Regions from separate parts of the Mus musculus genome. Here regions 2 and 3 are each linked to region 1. Evidence: chromatin loops called from intact Hi-C (ENCODE). Cell type or tissue: left cerebral cortex. All regions are shown on one strand.

Region 1 (8,000 bases):
GCTGGATTTCTGAGCCTGAGAATGGAGGCCTCATACACTAAACACAACCAGTAGCTCTTAATGAAGTGCGGTATTGAAAGGCTCCTTGGTGCTCATTGACTTACACCTTCTGGCCCATCTGCATCTGCCCCTCTCCCAGTACAACCTCCCTCTTTGTTCCGTGCCTAGAATGAGCCGGACAGAAACTGGTCACAATCCTACTAGGCAAAGAACAGTTACATACCCCCCCCCACCCCACCCCTGCAAACCCACTCCCCCCAACCCTGTCTGAAGCCTCCAGAGTCTGCCCAGGGCCCCAGGGCCAGCTGTTTTTCTCCACATTCCAGCCAAAAATAATACGAGAACCAGGCTGTTTGGTGGAGACTTAATCTAATCTTCATTGCTTCAGTTTTAAAATATCCTGCCTGGTTTAGGGTTTCTTCTTATACACGGGGATGTGTTTTTAGTGAGATAGGTCTTAACAGCAATGGTCCTTCTTGTAATTAGAAACTCAGGCAGGCAAGGAAGACTAAGGATATGTGTCCAAGTCAAACATGTCTCCCCACCTCCATGGGGCACTATGAACTGCGCTGTGTCAGGGTTTGGTGTTCCCTCATGCCTGGGGTTTCTAGAAGAGTTCTGGGAGAAAGACTCAGCCCTCAACTGTCACAGCTTCTGCCTCTATCTTGGGCCTCACCCCCCCTCCCTGCCCCCATCATCTCACTCCCAATCAAAATGGAGACCAAAATGTGACCTGAAACCAGACCAGCTAGAAAGGGTGTGTGGAGGAAAAGCTTCCAGTAGAGTAGGAGAGGATTTAAAGAGAGCATCCATTCTAATGAAGCCATGTCGTATCAGGGCTCACTCAATCTTAAACTCAGATACAGGAGCTGAAGGGCTTGACAAGCAAGCATGAGCTTCTTTGGAAGTGGGGGTGTAACTTCTCGGGCTTTCTCCCCTAGAATCTGCTTTGATCTGCCAGAATGAAGACTGCTAAGTGAGGTCCAGGCTGTGGCTCATTCCAGATCAGCACCCATCCCTCCCCCACACCCCAGCAGGACCAGATGTTGCACACCAATCAGGACTGAGCCCTTATTCCCCTGTTGTATTAAATAAATTAAAAAAAAAAAAAAGCAGAGCCTGCATTTCTGATATGTCCGATTCTGTGTATATTGGAGACATGAAGGGTATTCCATATTCCAGAGGGAAATCGCTGGAGGGAAGAAGCAGGCTGATTTCCCCAATTCAGCCATGACAGCCCCTCTTGGCAAAGCGGGTGGTGTATGAAACCACAGTAGAGGTTTTAGACTCAAAGATGTAAGGTAGGAGTTGTGCCCTTTCACAAAAGTCTAGAAACTCTTCACACATCGTGAGGACAGGCTACGGAGCTAGGCAAGGAAGGAAGCACACTCAAAAGAACATGGCTTGCTGCTAGGAATCCTCTGTCTCTGTGTTCTTTACTCTTTACAGTGAGCCCTGCACTCGCCTCGTGCCCACCCTTCACTTCTTGCAGCCTAAAAGGGGGCAGCATGTGCTACATTCCACTCAACAGATGAAGAAACCAAAGCCTGGCAGCTGGGGGACCCGCTGGAGCCACAGAGTCAGGCCCTCAAATTCCAGCCCAAATACTAGCTCAGCATGCTGACCAGCCAGTCCTGATTGCCATCCACCACTTCCTTCCTGTCTTCCTCCCCATGTCAGGTAATAGATTTAATTAAATTAGCAGAGCCCCATCACAACCGTCCTGGTCAGGCTGCTTGGGTAGAACCCAGCAGTGCAGCTCCTCCCTCTAAATTCTGCTTCTTGATATAATTCAATTTCCAGTAAGTCATGGGTCTCTATATGAAGTGTCTTATACAAAGCATGGTGAATAAGACCTTGGTTGGATTCAAGGCTTGTGAACACTCATGATGATTTTGTTTTCCGTACTGCTTCTTCTGCCTCTCCTCCGTGTAGCTATTTCAATTTCTCTATCCTAGAGTCTGCATTTTATTTGATCCAGACTCTTTGCCTCTCCCACATGCTTTCACCTCCAATAATTGCATCATATATATATGATATATATAATCATATATGTGTGTGTGCAATACATATGCATATATATATATATATATCTTACAGGCCTGGTACTGCACAGCAGAGGATAAAGGAAAACTCATAACAGAACTTCTTACTTGCCTCCAATTAAATGTGCTCTATATTAGGTAAATCAGAAACAAAAGTTCAAAATTGGAGGTTGAATTTCTGAAAGGTGAGGTGGGTGTGTAAATAAATACCAAGGAAATTTTGCAACATGTTGGGAGCCTATAAATTTTATTGGTTGTTTCTTTAATTTAAAAACACACACACACACACACACACACACACAGTATTATTAAGCTTCTAACATTTAAAAATCTAATTTGTCCCGCGCTGAGGCTGTTTATGTTGCCCAATGCGTTCAGTAAGGGCAAGAAAATCAGGTTGATCTTGATCGCTCGCTCTGCTTCAGTTCCTAAATGGAGCTAATAGAGACCCCTTTTAAATGCAGCCTTCTGCTTTCTAGGCATGCACGCCTTGGTCTCTAATGGGTTACAGCCCAGGGCTGAAGATGGACATGGCAGAAAGAAATTTAACACACACTCTGGTGTACCTATAAACTTTAAGGCCAAGAGAGGCAAAGTGTGTTTCCACTTAAGTCAAAACTCCATGAATTCAGGATTCCCCACTCACAAGACAGTAATTCTCCTTATTTCATCACTAACTTACTTCAAATGTGTTTATGCAATTTATTGCTACTGAACTTCCAGGCAACTGGTGTAGAGTTAATGAAACCCAGCTTGGAGAAGCTTTGAGCTTTGAGCAAGTAACCACAGTTTAAATGGTTATGACATGCGGTCAAAGCCACAGGCAGGCCCCACTGCAGTTTCTGTGTTAGTCAAAATCCTTGTCATCTCACCTTTTGTGCCAAATAGATTGAAAGGAGGAAGAAAAAAAAAAAACCCGCTGAAAACAGCCTGCCTTGTTCTTCCTTGGGTTCCCAGCCTTTTAAACCGATCCATCTTGCTGATTGCAAGGCAAGGCCCCTCCCCCAGGGCACAAGTAAATATTTTAGTCTGAATTAGTACCCGCGTTAAAATCCTGAAACCCAGTTTGTGTTATTGAATTGAGGAGGGTCGGGCTTTATATAAAGCAGTGTGGGAGGGGGCTACCAGGGAGGCACTGAGCAACCTTTAAAGCTAGCTAGCTTCTGGGAAAGCCCAGAGGCAACTGAAGGATGCACAGATGAAACTGGATGAGGGAGAAGTTAACTTATCTTTCTGAATTACGCGGAACGCTGTCTTTTATTAATCCCCATTTTCAAGTGGTGTTCTTCCCCCCACCCCCACCCCCCAGCTCTGTTCATGTGGGAATCCCAGCAAGCTCCCTCCTTCTAAATGGGCCCATTTTGGAAGAGTAAAGGGGAGGTACTAGATTTGTCGCTGCCGCACAATAAAAAGGCCCCTTTGAAAGCCGCACTTTCATTAACTTAAAGCAATCTATAGACTTAAAAGCACAGAGCAGTAAACTCCTAGAAAGGGTCATAAAACAGCCAGTCTCGAGTTGGGTACACTTCGCTGCGATTTGCGCTAAGCATTTTACTGTGGTTGTTGCTAGGCCCATCTCCCTCGAGTAACCCCCTGGCCCTCATTCCCTGCAGATCCTCTTTCTCTAGGCTTTCATGCCTTTCGATCTCACAAAAGGGAGGCGGTGACCGGGGAGTCTCCGTGGGGTCACGGCTCCCTCCCCCGCTCAGCTCAGGGCTGGAGAAGAGCGCTCAGGAATTCCAAGTCTGGAAAACAACAGCTCCTGGTAGCGGTCGCCGCGCCCCCGGCCGCGGTGGCCATTCTTGGGTCCTGCGGCTTCAGTGCCCCAAAGGACTGGCTGGCTTTCTCAATTCACGGTGCACAGAGAAATCATGCACAGAGAAAATCAACTCCCAACACACACACACACACACACACACACACACACACACACACACTTACATCCATCCCTCAACCTTACTCTTTATCTAAATGTCCAGAATGTAACATCTTCAACCCTCCTTCTCCCCAATCTGCTCTTTCCTTCTTTAGGACCCCTCCACTCCACCCACTGGTGAGCTAGGCCCGAGCCTTGAGGAAGTAGTTTGAGTATGAGATACGAGCCCCTAAATAAGAGACACCCCACACCTACCTACAGGCATACACACATGCGTGCATTTGCATCAAGGTCCAGGGGCCACGGGAAGGTCAGAAGGCAGAGTGGGAGGGCAAAGGGGCTAGAGTTTGGGATAAAACCATGTTGCTTTTGAACACCATCATTTCTGAGATTTGGGAGGGGGGTGTGTGGGGGGGCGGATGTTTAAATCCGTTTAAGCTTGTTATCTTGGATTCTACCAGTTGAAGAGCATTTGAATTCCAGAAAGCCAACAGCCTGGAGAAGTCCCAAGATAACATATGTGAGGGTAAGGAAACCCCGAACTTCCTCCTCCCTCTAGGATAGAACCTTGCCGGTATGGGCCGGCCTGTGCGCTCTTCGACATTGCCCTGGACGAAGCAAGCATCGCTTGCAGATAAACAGGCGGCAGATCCGATGAGGACTCCGGAGTTCGGGAATGTCTTTCCTTTGGCGGCAGCCACGATTCCTTAAGCCCCAGTAGCACCTCTCTACTAGTGGCCCCCTTGCCTGCGTCGCCTACCACTGTCCCGGCGGGCCACCAGCAACCACCCCGCCACGCTGAGGCCACAGACCGCAAGTGACTCCCAGAGCCTGCTGACTCTGCAGGGCCAGCTCCTTGGCTCCACTCGGACCCGGATGATGCTACCCGGTCACTTCGTACTGAATCACTATTTTTGTGTACCTTCCAGAGTCTTTCTCCTAGGTTTCAGCCCTGTGCACCCAGATCCTCTCATCCGCAAGATTCGCTTTAGGGGGAGAAGCAGCAGACGTTCGGGGCTCGCTCACCACGGCTGGAATCAACTACTTTTCTTGCCTACATAAAAGCTTTTCCTCCCACACGCTGTAAGAACCTGGACGCGCAATTCTTCCTACATTTCAATATCCTGATCCCGAGTGTCAGTTCTAAAACAACGTCACCGGCTCCGGAGTCAAGCCTCGGAGGTAATCGGGGCCCCGGCGCCTAACTCCAGCCCTCTGTCTTTGCCGGCATGTAAACTACACAGCGGCCCATCTGTCCCTATTCTGAAAACAGCTTGATTCCTGCAACCCAAACTCTAGCCTGCTCCAAAACCCAGCCCTCCTTTAAGGGGCTGATCCGCATCCCCCTCCCACTCCCAACCCGCGTCTTCCGACCGCGCGGGAACCCTGGCTGCCCTGTGAAGGACTCTCCAGACAGCGCGGCCCACTGCGCTCGTTTCTTCCTTGGCTTTGGAAGCCAGCCTAACCCGAAAGAAACAGAAACTTCGCGCGGCACATTCAGGACCCTGCCCCATCCCCATCGGCTTTCTTCTCGGGACGCTTTCCGTGCCCACCTCCCCCCCTTTTACGAATTTATCTTCTAGCTCTTCGCCAAGGACCCCTAATCCTCCCCTCCCCGCCCAAAAGACCCAACAATACGTAGAGAGCCAGTGACCCTACAAATTCTCCTCCTACTCCTAGTTAGAGTCCCTGAGCGTCGCCCCTCGGGTTCTGGTTTCTCTGACTAACACCTCCCCCCCCCCCATACACACACACATACATACACACACACACACACATGTTCCCCTGTCCCCACTGATCCTCCGGTAAACCTCTACTCTCCCTGCCTCCCCGGGCCGGGCAGGACGCGGCCGCCACTGCTTGACTCCAGCCACCCGGCCGCAGGCTAGGGCTGCTCCCGCTTCCAACCACTCGAAGGCAGCTCGGGGCTGGTGACACCTAGGAAGCTCCAGCCACAGGGCTCCTGGAGCCCGGGAAAGGAGAACCGAAGCCCGCCCGCAGTTCCCAGCCTCGCCCCCACCGAGCGCCTAGCCAGGAGCCGCCTGCGCAGGGACTCCGGCCGACGCGCTCGTCCCTGGGCTCGAGTCCCGGGAAGCTCCGGGTGCACGGCTTCCAGCCCGCCCGCTACAGGCTCTAGGGCCGCTGCGCTCTGAGTCCGCTGCCCAGCTGCTTGCGACCGCAAACAATGCACGCCCGGCCCTGGGCCAGAGGGGAGCGGGGCGAGGCGGCGGCAGCGAGGCGGGCACGGAGCTGCGCACCGGCCGGGTCCGGGAGCGGGTGGGCCGCGCGCTTCTCGCCGCCTCCTCGCCCAGCCTCGCCTCCCCTCGCGCGGCTTCGCTCCGCGCTCTCCCGGCGCTTCCCCAGCTTCTCTCTGCACGCTCCCGCCGTCCCTCTCTGCTCCCTGCCTCCCTCCTCCCTGCTGCCTCCCTCTCTCTCCTCCCTGCTGCCTCCCTCTCTCCCTCTCTCCTCCTTGCCCTGTCGCAATGAATAATACTCTGGCTTGGGGACTGGAATAAAACACACGCGCTCTGAGGCAGCCGCCCGCAGCAGCAGCCGCCGCCGCCGCCGCCGCCTGCAAAAGCGTCTCTGACATGGAAATGAATGACAGCTTACCTGATGCCAATCTTCATCAGACTGACACCGGCGTGACAACACAGCCTATACTTCCCAGCACTGCTCGGGACGTCAGCGGCACAGGGACCCGCCCCCCGGACTCCCTCCCCCCCCCTCCCCGCGCGCGCACACCTCCCCTCTCCCCACTCCCCCTTTCTCCCCCCCCCCCATAGCCCCCACCCACTCCTGGACCCGGCCGCTTCCCAGGCGAGGAGCTGCTAGAGTGTCTCCCTCTACTGGAGGCTCGGCTCAGACATCAGGCTCTGGCCTGCTTGCTGCTGGAGAGAGGCAGCAGGCGCCCAGACCTGGGGGTTGCCTGACAGAGGTGATGCAGTGAACCCCAGAAATGCAGGCGCACCCCTACCCGGTGTCCTCCTTAGCGATCAACTGGTGACGAGTTCCAAGACACCAGGTGCTGAAGAGATTGAGAGGAGGTGAAATTTTCTGTGTACCTCAAGAGAACCCCAAGAAAATAGGAATCTTCAAACTGGCAAGAAACGTTCTCTCCATCACACCCCCACCCCATTCCTGCCCGGCTGGCCTCATTTTTATGATTGCATTTGAATAATTCTCATTACCTTGGCCCCAGCAAAGGTGCTCAGGTGGTTAGTTATCCCTGGTCTCAAGAGCTTTTTTTTTTCCCCCTGCTGTAGGCTTCCTCTGACGCTTGGTTCATCCGAGGGTTGATGGGGTGGTTCAGGGGCAAGATAACAAGGGAAAGAGCCTTATCAGAAGCTATCCCTTGGCAAATGTCAGGCAAGTGCTTGGAAGCCACTGCTGTTTCATTCTTAAAACTGCTTAGCCAGCCAGTGTGTCCCGGAGGCTGGGCACCGTAAGGTGAGGGGAGTACTGTTTCAGCTTGGGCTTGCTGGGGTGGTCCAATCTGTTCCATACACCAAACAGGCTCCTCACCCAAGTCACTTCTACAATGAAAAGCCAAATCAAGCCAGTGCAACCATGCATGTCTCCATTTAGTCAACAAAGATGACTTTCCTACTGAGTGCCAAGTATAGGCTCAGCCACTCAGGATGCAGACTGGCTCAGCTCCTACACAGAGGACCAGAGAATCCCTTCTGCCCCCCTTGAGAAGCGGTTTCAGGCCACAGGCAGGTGACAATGAATCCTGTGACTCTCACACCAGGAAAGGAGCCTGGCTGAAGCCTAAACAAAGTCACTGAAAGTTAAGGAAAAGCTAAGAGGGAATCCAGACAGTCAGGTTCCCAGAAAAGGATCTAACCCCAGCAGAGGGAGGTTACCCTTTGCTCCATTCCAAGCCTCTGGGTCATTCCTCCCCTGCCTCGGATTCCGGCAAAAATGAGAAGTATCATTAGATCCAAAGGCTCAGAGACGTCTGCATCACATTCCAGATGTGCTCTTTATCCAGGTCCTGCCAGCAACTCCACATTCACCTGCAATGTTCCTGTGGGACGGGGAGGGGGCTTTCACCTATAGATCCACTGCTACAG
Region 2 (8,000 bases), 110 kb before region 1:
TGTGGTACCGTGGTTGGGTCTGGGCTCCAGAGTGTCATCACTCACTAAACCATGTGATTTTGACTAAGCTAATGAACCTTTGTGCTCCCATCTATAAAATGGGAGTAATAAAATGTGTACCTCATAAAATTATTGCCATATCCTGAGAGAGAGAGAGAGAGAGAGCGCAAACCACAGCCAGGAGAACCTCCTGTCCTGGGCTGGCAAGCTCCCAGGCAGTAGGAAACTCAGAAGTGTTTGCTCCAGAGTCCACACAGCCTGAGTTCCAGGATGAACTCAGTGGTGTCCTCCCTCTTGGGAAGGGACAAGGAGAACTCATCCTGTGCTCTGTGTGCACACAGGATGTGCTGTCCGCAAACGTTCTCAACAAGGCATCTCCAGGAGGCTCTGGTCAAATGACAACACCAGCCTCTAGAACATGAGGATGTTCCCATGGCTACAGATGTCCCTAAAGTCAGAACCCAAAGCCAGATGCTCAAGGAACTTTGTGAAAGGGAGGAAGGTGCCAATTCAAAGCACAGCCCTGGTCACAATCCTGGTGCCCTGGATCTGGGAGGACCAGAAGAGTCCAGGCAAGAAATAAAGGCTGACAGTAGGGACAAGGCACTCAGTATTCTTTTCCTTTATAACCTCGGTGGTAGCAAGGAGTGGCCCTGGATAAGCTCAGAAAATGTACAGAGGGGCCACCAGTTAATGACTGTAGGTTAGATGCTGAAACTCACTTAAAAACAGTGAGCAAACAAAATCTATTTCTGGGTCAGCAAGATAGTTCAGTGGGTCTTGCTGCCAAATCTGACAGCCCGAGTTCAATACTTGGGGCCCATGTGGTGAAGGAAAAAAAACAAAAACAAACAAACAAACAAAACCCATCTCCTCCCCGAACTGCCTCCACTGTGTGTGTGTGTGTGTGTGTGTGTGTGTGTGTGTGTGTGTGTGTATACTTACACAGATACTGGATACTTCTGCAACTGAAGTTAAAGGCAGTTCTGGGCCACTCAACATGGGTACTGGGATTTGAACTCAGTTCCTCTGCAACACCAGTGCTCTCTCCAGCCATGGGAAACATTTTATGTTCCATTAGGCTTCATGACTTCACTCCTCTTTTCCTTTTTTCTCTTGAATTTTATATGTATTGGTGTTTTGCTCACATGTCTGTCTGTGTACCACATGTATGCAGTGTCAGATCCCCTGGTTACAAATGTCTGTGAGTAGCCGGGCGTGGTGGCGCACGCCTTTAATCCCAGGACTTGGGAGGCAGAGGCAGGCAAATTTCTGAGTTTGAGGCCAGCCTGGTCTACAGAGTGAGTTCCAGGACAGCCAGGACTACACAGAGAAACCCTGTCTTGAAAAAAAAAAAACCAATAATAATAAAAGAAAAGAAAGAAAATGTCTGTGAGCCACCATGTGGCTGCTGAGAATTGAACCCAGGTCCTCTGGAAGTGCTCTTAGTGTACTTAATCTCTGAGCCATCTCTCCAGCCTGAATTCTTTACTTTCTAATGGCACTGTCCTAATATTTTCAAGGTCTGATTTTTCAATCTGATTTTTGAAGACACATGTATTTGAAAATCCAAATAGACGAGGTTCTCAGATTTTTCACTGCCTGTCCACTGCAGTTTTTAACCTGTCTTTGAGATCATTACTGCGGCCCAACATTGGTTCTCAGCATTCATGCTGCCCGATTACATCTACCACAAACTGAGCATGCACTGTGTCTGGCCCTGGGCTGGGGCTTTTCTTACAGTGCCTTAGGAACCCTCACCATGCCACAGCCCTCACTCGTGACATCCTTAGACCAGCAGTGTGCTGATGTAACTAGCTCTCTAGAAGGACATTGTCACTATAGTTAGTTTTAAGCTACTAATGTACAGTTACCAAACATGAAGTTGGAAAGGGACTCAGAGCAGCACATATCATACAGTATTTCCTTGACATGAAAATAGATTAAAATAACCTTAAGGGTAAGGATGAGGGTAGAATGCTTAAGAAGGAGAGAATTTTGAGTATTTATCACCTTTCTTTTTAATATAACTTATTTTGTTGTTCTTGTTTTCAAGACAGGGTCTACTTGGCTCTGGCTGTACTGGAATTCACTATGTAGACCAAGTTGGCCTTGAACTTGGTAACCAATGTGCCTGTGTCGGTCTCCTGAGTGCTCAAATGAAAGGTGTGCACCACTATGCCCTGCTTAATATATTTGATACTAAATGCCTATGATTAAATTTTAATAGTGGCTGTGTATAGCCACTGGCTTGTGAAATTTCTCACAATTCAAAGTTAGTTCTTGTAAGCCAACCACAGCATCTCACTGCCTTGAACCCAACTACTGCTCCTTGACTTAAAGTTGGTGCTCTATGCCTCACAGTAGTAGGGGTGACACCAGCTCAGCAAGTGAGGTACAGCAGGCTGTAAGTTGGTTCATTTATCCATCTCACAGATAGAGATATAGATGACTTTATATGGGAACTTAAAAGACCTCACGTTAGTCAATATTGGATCCTCTAAACTTGTCTTTGAATATGTTACCCTGTGCTGGTGCTCTGGGGTAGAGTTCTCAGTGTTCCTTCTCACTCAAACAGTATTAGTACACATAGTGGCTAATGAGAGCACAGGCCAAGTCCCCATGTTGGGCTCTGAGCCAGCAGGCAATCCATACTCCATATACCTTGGATCTTCAGCTACAGAGCAAGAGACAACAATCTGTGCAGTCCTGATGGCTCCAGACTTTATGGCATGATGGGACAACACTTCTGCCCAGCAGGTCTCAGAGACAAGGAGGACCCTAGCTCCTGTCCTCAGCCATGTAGCCAGCTTGTTCCCAAACAGGGCCATTTCTGTTACTCAAGGCAAAGCACTCCCCTTGAGCCGAGCCAGTTCCCAAGAAGTGGCATACTGGGCACCCAAACAGCTGGACCAAGAGATGCCTTCATAGAAGCTGCGGGCACTCAGTGATAAGACAGCCAAAGATGAAGAATGGTTTGGGAGAGGTTGTTCAGAGCTGGGGATGGAGGCCAGCAGGGGAACAGTTGACCTCCAGGCGTCCCTGGTGGAGGTTGGATTTGTGTATTTCCTGAGCTAGATTGATTCCAGGCCTAGAATCCATCATTCCCTTCATAATACAAATAATCACCAAATGTGCTCAAGCACTTGGTAGCCTGGATATCCACTCTAGCAATTCTCTGTGTGGACAGTGATTAGACCATCATTATCTTAATGCTTCTTAATTTATCTTTCTGATTAGCAACTTACCATTTTATTTGCAAAAAATAGCCTTCTGCTGGGTGGAAGCCAGCCGAGCACAGCAGCTGTCATTTTCTCTGCACTAAATCAGGCCAGGCTTAAGTTGGTTTTCTGGTGATGCTATTTCTTGTGTCTTGGCTGTATCAGGCACCACAATTCATCATGGTTGTTGTTGTGAAGCAAAAGCACACCCCTGAGGGCCTGTGGGCAGAGAGGTCACCTCTACTCAGTCAAAGGGCCCGGAATAAGACACACTCTAGGCAAGGCTCCCAGAAGTGCTCTTGTGGTGCCCATGTGAGATGAGGAGGGAGGTCAGTGGTACAGGTACATCATAACCCTTGCCATCTAAAACGCACTTACTGCTTTTTAGCAATGCACCTCTCTATGTGTGTACCATGATCACTTCTGTTTACAGATGGGAAGACCAAGGCTAAGGGGGCTGCATAATTTGCCTGTGGTCCTATAGCTACTGAGTGGCACAAATAGCTTTAAGCATTCTCTTTGTGGACTCCCAGGACCAAAGATGCTCACCATCGTGTTACATAATTTTCTCAAGCACAGTAGACATAGCGTGAGATGAGGGGTTCTCAAGTGAACATTGTGAGAGTGACTCTGGGGGGGGGGTCACCCTGTGTAGTTTTGTTGCACACAGAACTGAGCTGAGATGTCAAGCATCTTTTTATCTGAGTCACAGATATTACTTCCTTTTAAATTTTTTTAAAAATGTGTGTATTTTTATCTGTAAGGGTGTTTTGCCTGTATGCATGCAGTTCTTGCAGAGGTCAGAAGAGGGTGTCACATCCCCTGGGACTGGAGTTACAGATGTTTGTAAACCACCATGTGGGTGCTGGGAATTGAACCTAGGTCCTCTGGAAGAGCAGCCAGTGTGCTTAATTACTGACATACCACTCCAACCCCATAGATATAATTTTCACTTTTCTGCCTGCATGTATGCCTTCAAGCCAGAAGAGGGCACCAGATCTCATTATAGATGGTGGTGAGCCAACATGTGGTTGTGGGAATTGAACTCAGGACCTTTGGAAGAGCTAGTGCTCGCTCTTCACCTCTCGGTCATCTCTCCAACCCCCTTCCAAACTTTTACCAGCTGTCTATCCTTGGGGTCATATGAAATTTTATCCTAGTCAACCGTCTTGTCTTTCCATAGTTTAACAGACTGCTTTTCAATTTTTCCTACCTCCATCGAGAGAATGTCGTATCTCATTCTGTCCCTGAACCATCCTAGCGCATCACTGCCAAGAAGAGAACTGTCCCTAAAAGATCCATTGTCATTCTGCTTGGATGCACAGACTCCATGCTTCCTGTGTTCAACTGTTCCTGACCCTGGCTGAGCAGAATACTTAGGTATTCAGGTATCTGAGGGAAGGGTAGAGATTCATGAGTTGGCCTCCAAGGACTTGAGGATTTCCTTAAGAGCATACCAAAGGAGCAGCTGGCTGAAATGTTGTGTCTTGACCCCAGTCTGAGATCTTCAGGTGATACCTCTGTAGGCATTCAGCTCCCTGACCATTGGACACATCTTCAGATCTTATGGAAATTTGTTCTATATCACCCTACATGCTAGGTAATAGTCACACAGGGCTATTAAATTAATACAAATGTAATTAAGTCCCCCACTTGTCTGGCAGTTTTAAATGTTTAGTCATTGAATGTGGCTAGCAACTACCAAACTGGCCAGTTTAGACCAAGGGCATTCTCACTTACTGTGGAAAGTTCTGTTGGACTACCATAGTCTGAATCCAGTCTGCTTTGATGCCTTTATAAGCAAAGTTGGATAGCTACAAGATTCTAATTTAAGTAGATCATGACCTACCTCTCATTGGATTGTAGAGGTCAGTACTTTTCAAGGTGTTGTGTCCGTACCAGTAACATCACTAGGAGCTTGAAAATACAAATTCTCAGACCCAGGCCAGATCTACTGAATGCAGAGGTGGGGCCCACCAATGTGTGGATTACACCTCCAGGTGATTTTGATGCCTGCCTCACACTGAGACAGCTATGTTCTAGTCATTGTGGTAAGCCTTTCTTATTTCATTTAACCTTGGCATGGCACTGTGAAATTCATAGCAGATCACCATTTTATAGATCAGGAACTGAGCTTCAGAGTAGGAAGTAACTAGACATACAATAAAGGCAGATTTCAAGATGTTATCAGCTTCTAAGGCTCCTAAATTGAAGCTGGCAGACACAGCCTCCTTGTCAAGTGCCCTTTAGAGGACTGGGAATATTTTAGTTGACAAGTTCAGCAGTAAGACCCAAGATAGGAAACAGAACATGGCTAAACCCCCAAAGCAGCCAGGAGAGTCAACAGTGCTATGGTGGCAACAGCCACCCCAGCTAACTGTAAGTCAGATGATATCAAGGGATACCCGTCAGATCCACTAGACATGGCTCCCAGTAGATACATGAGGCCACTGCTTCACAACTGTCTATCTGGCAATGTCTGGTGCCATTTGAGGATGTTGCCACTGAAAGGATGTAGACAATGTTAAGATGTAAGGATGCTGGGAGATGTAAGGGACAAGGCAGGGCTGTCTTATCCTAAATGAAGAAAAGATACAGATTTTAGTAGTAGAAAGCCGTGTACTCTCTACTTGGGCACATGGTCTTTATCAAGGTCTTTCTGGTCTGGCCCAACTCTAGGGGGTGTTATTTTAAGGATGCATTTCCTTGAGGGGGCTGGGTTGCACTAAAAATAAAATTCTTCCCTGGATGACTGTAGTTTTGGTTTTTAAAAAAGAGTTTAAGGAAACCTCCAGTGATTGTATTGAGGATTAGAGATAGAAATTGCTGTTCTTTCTTTAATCTCTGCAGCGGTCCCCAGGCTGGCAGGCTGGATTTCACAGAAAGAAACACAAGGTTTGTTTTGTACAAAAGTCATGTTCACCAAATAGTCAACAAACATCCGGTGAGCACCTCCGTTATCCAGCCCCTTCCCTCGGGTCATTTCATTTAATCTTCAGAACAGCCCCATAAGGAGCTGTGATTTAAGACAGTAGCTCTTCTTATTCCCACTTGATGGGGAAGGAAAGAGCACTCTTCCGCTGCTTTATAGCCGGCCATGATTCAGACTTGGGTCAGCCTATCTTTGATGCACTCTGCAAGCTAACTTTGCTTAACCGAAGGATCGGTTACGCAATCCGAGTTCCTGGAATCGGAGGCCAGAAAGGATGAAGAATTCCATACGTTGTCAGGTCCTCTGAGAGTATTTGTAGAAATTGAGCGTATCCTACACATAGCTAGAAGTATGCAGCAATCTCTATATCTGTGTATATCATATGAATGTATGCATGTATGCATGTATATATACATATAGCTATATATCACAAGTATGAATACCATGACTCCACCTCTCCCTGCCCCCCTACCACACACATGAACACATAGACTATAGTCCTGAGCTGGGGCTGTGCTGGGGCTGTCAGCCCTGGCCAGTGAGGTATGGATTATCTTTGGAATGTGACCAACCCAGTGATGGAGTTGTCCAGCTAGTGCCCTGGAAGCCAGTACAGTTCTGTGTTTACCTCTGTGCTTTGAGAGACTGAGCCTCCTGGTCTGTGACAGGTACCTGCCCTCTCTGTGTCTGGAAAACAAATGGTACTAAATTGGTGGATGAAAAAGGCAAGGCAAACTCTGACACAGCTCAGCCAGGTGTCTGTCATCCTGACTCCAGAAGAGCCAGAACTTGTAGCATTGGGGCTACTGTGGGTTGGCTGTAGGAGCTGTGGGGGCCCATGTATGAAACCTTAAGCCTCTTTTTTTCTTCAGGGAGTTTTGCTTAAGAGCTTTACACAGAGCACTGAAACGTGTTGTGCCCTCAGCTTGCCTCACTGGAAACTCTGCACCAGGAAGCTCATTTTAGCTCAAATCTAACAAGGATGCCTCAAGATATTCTGAAGACTCTCACTGTCAGGAAAGCAGAAGAATGTCCCACTCTGCCTGGGTTGGCTTATGCTGGCCCTTCCCCAAAGCTAGAGGTAAACTTTTGAGAGATGTGGCCTCTGCTCCCTGAGCCTCGGTCTTAGCCTTACTCCATCACTGGTGGAGATCCCGGTGCACCCAGCTCCCTGGTGTCCCAGGTTAAGAGGGGCGGTTAGAAGCTGAGCCTCAAGCAGCCTCGGGAGTCTGGGGGCAGGTTCAGGCTGTCATGAGGTGCATATCAAAGCTGGAGTTTAAAAACTGTACTGGGAATAGTGCAATTATCTCGCTTCACCACATTTCTCAGCCCCGACTGAGGTTTAATTAAAGCCAAGTAAAAACACAAAGTCGCCATTTCAGATATCACCCCACTGCATGCTGGTTAAAAAAAAAAAAAAAAAAGGAAAAAAGAAAAAGAACCCTTTATCAGGGACTTAAATTTTTTTTTCTGTGGGTATCTTCTGGCTCTGTTGGATATTATTCCTTCATAACAGTCCCTTTAAAGAAAAAATATATTTAATATATATGTATAAAATGAGTTAATCCCCCATAATCTCCTTGAGTTGTACCTAAAACACAGTTTCTTGCAGGTGACCTTTTCAGAAGAGGCTGTTACTATGGCAACCGCATTGTTTGATTCCGTCAAGAGAAAAATACTGCATGGAAATGTATTTAATTTTGCTTAATTTGATGCTGTATTTAACACTTGCGCAGGCTGGAAGGAGAGAGGGATTGGAAGGCAGGGGGTAACTCATCAGGGCTACTTTATCCACACCTTCTCCTAAAGAGCCAGAGGGCTCCCCAGTTGCCATGATTTATTGGGGG
Region 3 (8,000 bases), 240 kb before region 1:
TGAACAGGCAGGGATCCTGGTGATATTCCCATCCTACTTCACAAGGGTCACAGGAAGGAGCTAAGCCTTCCTATCTATGGCTGCCAGAATCTTTCCCTGTTATCTATGGAGGATTGGTTCACAACCCCTCATAGACAGCAATATCTATGGATGACCCATTCTCATTCCATAACATAGCACCCTATTTCCATACAGCCTACACATCCTACACAGACCTGGGAACTGAGCACTATGAAAACTCAGAGGAAAAGCGTATATGATGGCCATATTCTCCTTGGTGCCAAATATCATCTCTGGATTACTGACAATATTTCAGATAACCATGTGGAAATAATCATTATACCATATTACTTAGGGAAACAATGTTAAGAAAAAGAATCTGTATATGCTTAGTGCAATTTTTTTCAAGTGTTTTCAATCCATACTTAGTTCAGACTGCATGACATAGAACTTACAGGTATGCAAGTTGACCACACATGTCCTCCATTACTGATCTACTACTGATATCTCTTCCCTCATCTTCCCACTGAAGACATTTCTGAGTGCCACTGAAACTGTCACAGAGCAAATCCTCAGGGAGGCCTTTTCAGCTTCCTTAGGCCAAGGTGGTCATCAAGGCCTCTGAATAAGTGCATTGTGCTCATAATACAGGGACATCCATAGCCAGAAGGAAACTATGGACTACCCTTAGGCAGGAACTCTGGCTCATAAGAAGTTATCTCAATAGTGCCCAGACCAGTCACAGGAATGGTCCAATTATGGTGTATGAGTATACAAGTCAACAGACACAACAAGAAGGACATATGGATGAGGTTGGTTCTTGAGCAGAGTTGGGTCAACAGTTTACACAGGCTGGATGTCTGCTGCTTCCTGAGTGCTAGAAGTCAGAGACATCTGAAAGTTAGGAGTTCACAGCTGAAAGGTGGAGGTGCGAGCACCTCCACTGTAGGTAGTGTGTACTAAGGCTCTTTGGGTCATAGGAGAAGAGTGGGTTTGTTTTGTTGGGGAGGATGCCTAGGGAACTGGGGCCTCAACTGGGCTTTGAAGAATACCCAAACTACTCCAGTAGAGGAGATAGAAGCCTTTAAGGCAGGAGCCTTATACCATGACTTAGTCAGATGAGCATCTCTTCCCCTGTAAGGACCCCAGAGAGGGAAGTCTCCTAGCCTACTATGGAAGAATGATGCTTCTTGTCTCTAAGGAGTCTCTGCTTCTGGCACTGAAGGATTGAGTATCTTAAACACAGATTGACATATTTCCACCTTCTTGAATGAGTATGGCTCAATATTCATAGATTGTTATGCTATAGATGGGATTTTTAGATCTCTTATGAGCACCCCTACTAACAGGTCCCACCACCTCTCTGTCCCAGCGTACCACCTCAGGAGGCACAGGGTGGAGCCTGTGGATGAGTAGAAACAGTTAGCCCAGCTTTGGGAACAGGTGTGTGGGCCAGAACATTCCTGGCACCACAGTCAAGTCCCGGGGAGCAGTCCAGCTTGTACACGCCTTAGACCACATGACTCTTGAGGACAGAATCAAAATAGTCCTGGCTTCTGGACAGACCACAATTGAGTCAGGGCTACTTTTAGCACAACTGGAAAGGCTTGAGTCCAAGGACAAGAGAGGGAGTGAAATGAGATCTTAGGAGATGAGCATTGTCCCCTGGAAGCTGTGCTGTGATCACCAGCTGGAGGAACTCTGCTGAAGGCCAAAAGGAAGGGCCCAAGCTGCAGCTCCCTCCAAGTGAATGAGTCTTCCTTGAAAAAGGTATAGCCCTGACTAGCAAAGTCAAGATCCTTCTCAGTGCCTGCCTGAAGACTTCTACAACTGGGCAAGGCTGCTTGATGGTGAAGAGCGGTTGAGGAGCAGGTGGAGTCTTGTCTCACTCTCTGGTCACCGTTGGGCCTCGGCTACTCATTCTGTGTCTTTTGTCCTTAGCTTTCTCTGGTTAAAATGGAAGTAACTTCAGAGTGATGTACAGGCTGACAGAACAAGAGTGTTATATCCCTACTGATGCATAGCAGCCTCTCAGACTCCTTCAGTTGAACACTCAAGACAAGGAACTTGAAGAATAGGCATTAAGTAGGTGCTTTTTGGCTCCCTCGCAAACTAACCTAAAAAAAAAACAAAAACAAAAACAAAACTCCTCTGCAGCATTCCTGATTCTGCCCTTTATACCTCCACAACTCTTGTTTCCTTGGATTCAAAGGACACTGAAGTAGCTTCTAGTTTGAAGAGTGAGCTCTGGTCAGAAGAAACTAATCCAGCACTGGTTTTTTGTATCTCTGGCAACTTCTTTCATTCAAGGTTACCCTGTGATGACCCTCCCACCTCCCTAAACCATGTGGATCTCACCATGTGGTTGATTGGGTCACAAAGGGAGCTGTGATGTGGGGAACATCAACCTGTGGGTATCAGTGCCCATACTGACAGCAGACTCAGTAGGGAGTGGGCTTCCCTTTCCCAGACCTGCGCTAGAGCCTACCAAACCTTTCTTGCTTTCCCCCTCTTGGCAACCATGGGCTTGTTTTGGAGCCTTCAATCTATGGGAATGCCACTGCTCAGGAGGGCCTGGAACCCAAAGGGAGGTACCCAGTAGGGGCAGAGCTTTGAAATGACCATATGGTGTCACATCTAACATGACACGGATGCCAGATGCACCCTGATTTCAGAGATGATAGAGCAAGCAAGCAATCATGCAAGCAGACAAGTCATGCATTGCTTGACCGAGGCAAGTGCAGTTAGCAATGGGAACTCTTGCCATGTTTAGAATGCTCATTCTTTCTTGTTTTTACTCCTACCCTTTAAAAACACAGAGAATTACAGAGAGCTAAGCAGCACAGCATCACCTACTGCCATACAGCAAATGCTCCATACTCATCCACCCCTAGGGCAAAAGATGGGAGACTGATCCCACCCTGGGAGCTTCATCTACTTCCTTCCAACCACTCTCCCAAAGGCAAATTTTTTATGAAAATCACTTTCGTACTTTTCTGTAGGTCATTCTGTATGTCTGCCCTGTAGCACAATGTCTCAGTTTTGCCTTGTTTTTGTTTGTTTGTTTGTTTGTTCATTTGTTTTCTTTGAGACAGGGTCTCATGTCGCTCAGCCTGGTTCTGAACTCACTGCATAACTGAAGATGACCTTGGACTTCTGGTCCTCCTGCCTCCAACTCCTGAGTGCTGAGATTACAGCCATATGCAACATTTTGTCTGGGTTTCAAACATTATACTGATGATGTTACTTGTTCATTCACGGATTTGAATGGCTGTAGTTATTTGTTTTTGTTACTCTATAGGTTCCCACTGTGAAAACATCCTGCCTCCCATTTTGAGTCTATAAGCTGTTCCTTCTCCCTCTGGTTTCTATTTTAACGCATTTATCACACTGTAATGAGAATGGCTCTTCTTAGCTTGCTTCCATGCCTGTTCCTGTTCATCTTTAGCCCACGCACTTCTCTCCTTCCTCCATATTCAAGTGCTTCCCTAGACTGCCTTCCACTATAGGGATGATATGTTATCTGCCACCCCAAAGAGATAGATTGTCAGTTTTTTGAGAAAAGCGACAGTATATTTCTCTTTGTCTCCTTCCCATCTTCATAGAGGATGGCTGACCCACTCTAAGTGTGTGGTGTGTGCTTGTTAAATAAATTTATGTGGAGGTTTGGGAGGGGGTGTCTGCAGGTACAAAGGAGGATGGGCAGCGATTCTCTGATTCAGACTCCTGGGAATTCTTCCTGGAGGCAAGTCACACTACTGCTGTTTCTTGATTGATTGCTGACCATTTGAGGGGCAGGCAGGAGAGGATACGTAACAGTCTAGCAAGATAACCTGCTTCTCTAGAGGGGTCACAGAGATGGTCCTGTGGGTGTGGGTGAGAACATAGTTCTACATGGTTTGGATCCTGGATTTGCCTCTCCGTACCTCTAGACCTTGGGCATTTTTTTTTCCTCCTGAAAAGTTAAGAAATCATTCTACTAGCCTCAAGGTACTTAGGGTAATATCTGCCATATTCTGTGTGTGTTTGTCAAAAAGAGATTAGAGAGGGAAAGAGAAAGCTTTGGATCATCACGTGTGCTCTTGCTCTGAAAAAGCTACAGGTTGCCTGTTGGCAGTCAGCTGGAGCCCCATGCCTTCTGTGTAGGTGTTTCCTTTCTCTGAAGGGCTTCCTTTTCTGCACCCCTGAGGACTGCTCTAGGTCTTTGTACATGTATGTTTTCTCCTAAGCAGTATCTCAGGTTTCTCAGGGATTCTGTGAGGTTGTGTATGTCTTATGACAGTTTTAGAGGGCATCTCTGAAAGCCACTAATCTTCTGTGGAGTGCCTTGGGCCTCTCATGCCCTGACATTCAGCCATCCTCCCTCCGGAGTCAGAAGGCAGCTTCTCTGGTCCAGTGAACGGTGGGTGGGAGAACAGTCTCATGCCATAGCAGAAATTTGAGGCCTAAGTTTCCTTGGCATCAAGAGATGGGTGCAGCGAAGAACACAGCCAGACAGCTTTCTGCCTCCCATTTTGGTCATGCTAAGGTACCATGTGGGTCATCAAACTCCAGGTCAGAACAGGGATGAAGAGAATTTCATGATGAGAACACTTTGAAGGGAGGGGTTAGTCCCTCTGTCAATAATAACTAAGATTTAAGACAACAGTTAAAGATGATCACTTGAGAGATGATTGCCACCCCAAACAGACCATCCACACCCCACCCAATCCCAAACAATCCTTAAAGTCCATTGTAAATGTCAGTTCCTCTCCCTAAGCCATGCATCCTCTCGGACTGGTCTAAGTCCTGGGTACATGTGTGTTTTCTCCTAACCAATGTCTCAGGTTTCTTAGGGATGCTATGAGATTGTACATGTCTTATGATGCACTTCCAAATTGCTCAGAACCCAAACAGTCCTAGTGCCCAGCCTCTCCTTCTGGAGCCCAAGATGGTGCAGGTGTGTAAAAACAACAGTGCTATGGCTTGGGGACACGGATTGGCCAAAGGCCCCTAACTGGTCTCCACTTGCAGGTTATCCAATGACTTTACTATTCTGAAAAGACTGGGGAACTGGGCTCTACAGTGCCACCTTCACATGTCACTTGGGGTGCAGGGTGATCTCATGGTTCTGACAGCCTTTCTGTTGAATGCCATCTGTCTTTCTATGCTTTCAAGCAGATTCCTATAAAGTTATACAGAAATCTATGGGAACACGTCCCACCTGTTGACAATAGTAACTACCCCCGTTGAATACCCACAAAAACTGGCTACATTTTACTACTTATAATATATAGAATGCCCACTATGTACTCACTATGTGCTGCCAAAGCACCTAGGAGTTAGGCTTTGCTCTCATGTCACATATGAGAAAAAGAATCTCAAGAGAGTGTAACAACCAGCTGTAGTCATGCAGGTAGCCAGGGGCAAGTCAATGGCAGGGTCCATAGTTCCTGTATCTTAAACCAGACTAGTCCATCTCTGCTGCTAGCCATTTGCCAGACACTGTGCCTTAGAAGACATTACCAATCATCCTCAATACAGAGTTAGAGTTGTCAACTTTACATAATCTAGAATCACCTGAGAAGACAGTCTTAATTGAGAAATTGTCTAGATTAGGTTGGCCTGTGTATGTGTGTGTGTGTGTGTGTGTGTGTGTGTGTGTGTGTGTGTTCAGGGCGTGTTCTCATAAGACTCAGACAACTATGGGCAGTACCATTCCCTAGGCATGGGGTTCCAGACTGTATTAGAAAGGAGGAAGCTGGGCTGGTGAGATGGCTCAGTGGGTAAGAGCACCCGACTCTTCTTCTGAAGGTCCAGAGTTCAAATCCCAGCAACCACATGGTGGCTCACAACCATCCATAACGAGATCTGACTCCCTCTTCTGGAGTGTCTGAAGACAGCTACAATGTACTTCCATATAATAAATAAATAAATAAATAAATAAATAAATTAATTAAAAAAAAGAATTTTTTTTAAGAAAGGAGGAAGCTAACAAGCAAGCAATCTACCTCATCTATTTCTCTCTGCTTTTGACTGTGGATATGATGTGACTAGCTATTTAAAGTTCTTGCCTTGACTTCTTCATAATGATGAACTGTAATCTGAAGTCATAAGTTGAAATAAATCCCTTTCTCCCCTAAGTTGCCATTTTCCAGGATATTTAACCACAGCAACAGAAACAAAATTAGAACAGCAGGCACTGCTCTATCTGCTTTACGAAGAGGAACTAAGAGCTAGGGAAGCTGACTGACATGTTGAAAGCCACAGAGCAAGTGGGACCATTGCAGGTCTATCTGCTCATTTCCTGATGCTCTGTTACTGTGTGTACAAATCTCTCTCTCTCTCTCTCTCTCTCTCTCTCTCTCTCTCTCTCTCTCTCTCTCTCCATGTCTATGTATGTAAATATGTGGAGGTCAGAAGACAACCTGTGGGAGTTGGTTCTCTCATTCTACCCTGTTTGTTCTGGGATTGCCCAACTCAGGCTATCAGGCTTGGTGGCAGGCACCTTCCATGCTAAGCCATCTTGCTACCTTTTTTGAAGTCTCCCATTCACTTCTCAGTACTTCTCATACATCCTAGTCTCTTGTACCATCACACAGTCAGGATTCTCCATTTAGGACATCCAGGCCCCTGGGTCTTCAAAATCAAATTCCCTGAATATGTCTTTGATAGTATAAATACAACATTCCTTGCAGTATTGAAAGAGACAGGGCCTAGGAAATGTAACACAACTTCTAGATCTTCCTCTGGCAACCCATTCTAGCTTGACTTCTCAAGATATCATGTTAACAAAGTGTTCTCCACCAGAGATAGACATTCTTTACATGCAACTAGTCTTAGCTGAATGGAGAGTAGAATGGAAAGTCTGACTTTGAACTAATTCATGGTAAACTGGGAATGACTGATGACCTCATGGCCTTTCCACAGGTACCTGCTTCTCACAGTATAATTTAAAAATGGACATTTGAACAGAGCAAGAAGAGAAAGTAGCAGAAAACAAGAATGAACCTTATGTCACTTTGTTGATTTTTCAGACCAAGTCATATTATAAGGACCTCCAGAGGATACTGGAAGCAACTGAAGCAGTAGCTGAGCCTGTGTCAACTGAAGTATCTCACACTTATGTTCTATCCTCACTACAGCCTACTCAAGCTGGATGCTGCATTCTTGTTTTTCATCCGAGGAAATAGGCTTAAAGAGGTCAAAGAATTCATGCCAGGACCTCTAGCCACCAAGTTCTGTGTCCTAATCTAGAGACTGCAATCTCTCTGTAGAACACATCACTAGGGGGCAGGTGGGTCCTGCCAGTGAGCTGGTGACAAGACCTCCATGTACATAATCCCTTCAAGGCTTCGACCAGAGCCCTGCCCAGGAAGATGGTGGAGAATGCAAAGAACATCTGTGGGGTGATGGACAGTACCATCAAGGGGCCAAGGCAAATGGCTGGCTTTCATCTTCATTGCCCTCCTTGGCCGGGAATCCACTACAGGGCATGAGCTATACCTGGATGTTTAACTGTTTTCTCCCAGGCCCTGATCCTAGTATGCAAGGCGCTAGGGATGCAGTAAGATAGCTGGGAAACTGATGAAGGCTATCAGAAACTCTGCTAGATCCACAAGCATTCAAAGCAGTGTTCCTCAGCACCCAAGATGGAAACTGCTGAAGTGTCCCTCAACTGAGAAGGGGAAAACGAGATGTGATCTAGATATACGGTGGAGTGCTATCAGCCCAAGATAAATGGACCTTGACAATGTGATGCTAATTCCGAAAGCACTTCACCACTGAGCTGTGCCTCCCACCTCACGGTGGATTAAAAGAACACAGTCACGAAGACCATCTTATGATCTACTTGAGTGAGATTTCTGGAAGGTCTGATCCACAAAAGTGTGCAGTAGAGTCTAAGTTGTTAGAGGTTGGGGGTGTTGGCTAATGGCTGTGGGGTTTCTTTTGGAAGAAGGAAAACATCTGAAATTAGGCAGGTGTGATGATTGTGCAAGGGTGTAAATATACTAAAACCT

Evidence for each region. Hi-C counts contacts between places; a loop is a spot of excess contacts. Peaks named below come from ENCODE experiments on the same cell type or tissue, not always from the same donor. Only the 100,000 strongest peaks of a DNase experiment are listed, where the experiment ranks them.
Region 2: it touches region 1 in a loop (4-fold over the local background); 13 of 42 quality-filtered maps call a loop at or near these places.
Region 3: it touches region 1 in a loop (3-fold over the local background); 14 of 42 quality-filtered maps call a loop at or near these places.

The regions. Positions count from the first base shown.
Region 1 is chr9:37,140,707-37,148,706 of GRCm38, forward strand. It overlaps Pknox2 (Pbx/knotted 1 homeobox 2), which reads right to left and starts at 6,616. Exons shown (of 13, transcript NM_001029838.2): 1 at 6,535-6,616. In left cerebral cortex, CTCF peaks have their summits at 3,808, 4,726 and 6,800 (motif pointing left); DNase peaks (open chromatin) are centred at 3,745, 4,222, 4,792, 5,019 and 4 more places; H3K4me3 peaks cover 4,341 bases; H3K27ac peaks cover 5,659 bases.
Region 2 is chr9:37,031,242-37,039,241 of GRCm38, forward strand. All of the region lies in intron 2 of Pknox2 (Pbx/knotted 1 homeobox 2), which reads right to left. Gm34538 (a long non-coding RNA gene) reads left to right here and starts at 6,072. Exons shown (of 7, transcript XR_003948122.1): 1 at 6,072-6,116; 2 at 7,026-7,234. In left cerebral cortex, a CTCF peak has its summit at 4,193 (motif pointing right); DNase peaks (open chromatin) are centred at 3,298, 6,421, 6,930 and 7,967; H3K27ac peaks cover 2,535 bases.
Region 3 is chr9:36,897,231-36,905,230 of GRCm38, forward strand. The region is part of intron 10 of Pknox2 (Pbx/knotted 1 homeobox 2); the gene reads right to left. Among named protein-coding and RNA genes, the nearest start is that of Fez1, 68 kb to the left of the region's middle. In left cerebral cortex, no CTCF peak of the experiment used is centred here; DNase peaks (open chromatin) are centred at 1,542 and 3,436; H3K27ac peaks cover 3,352 bases.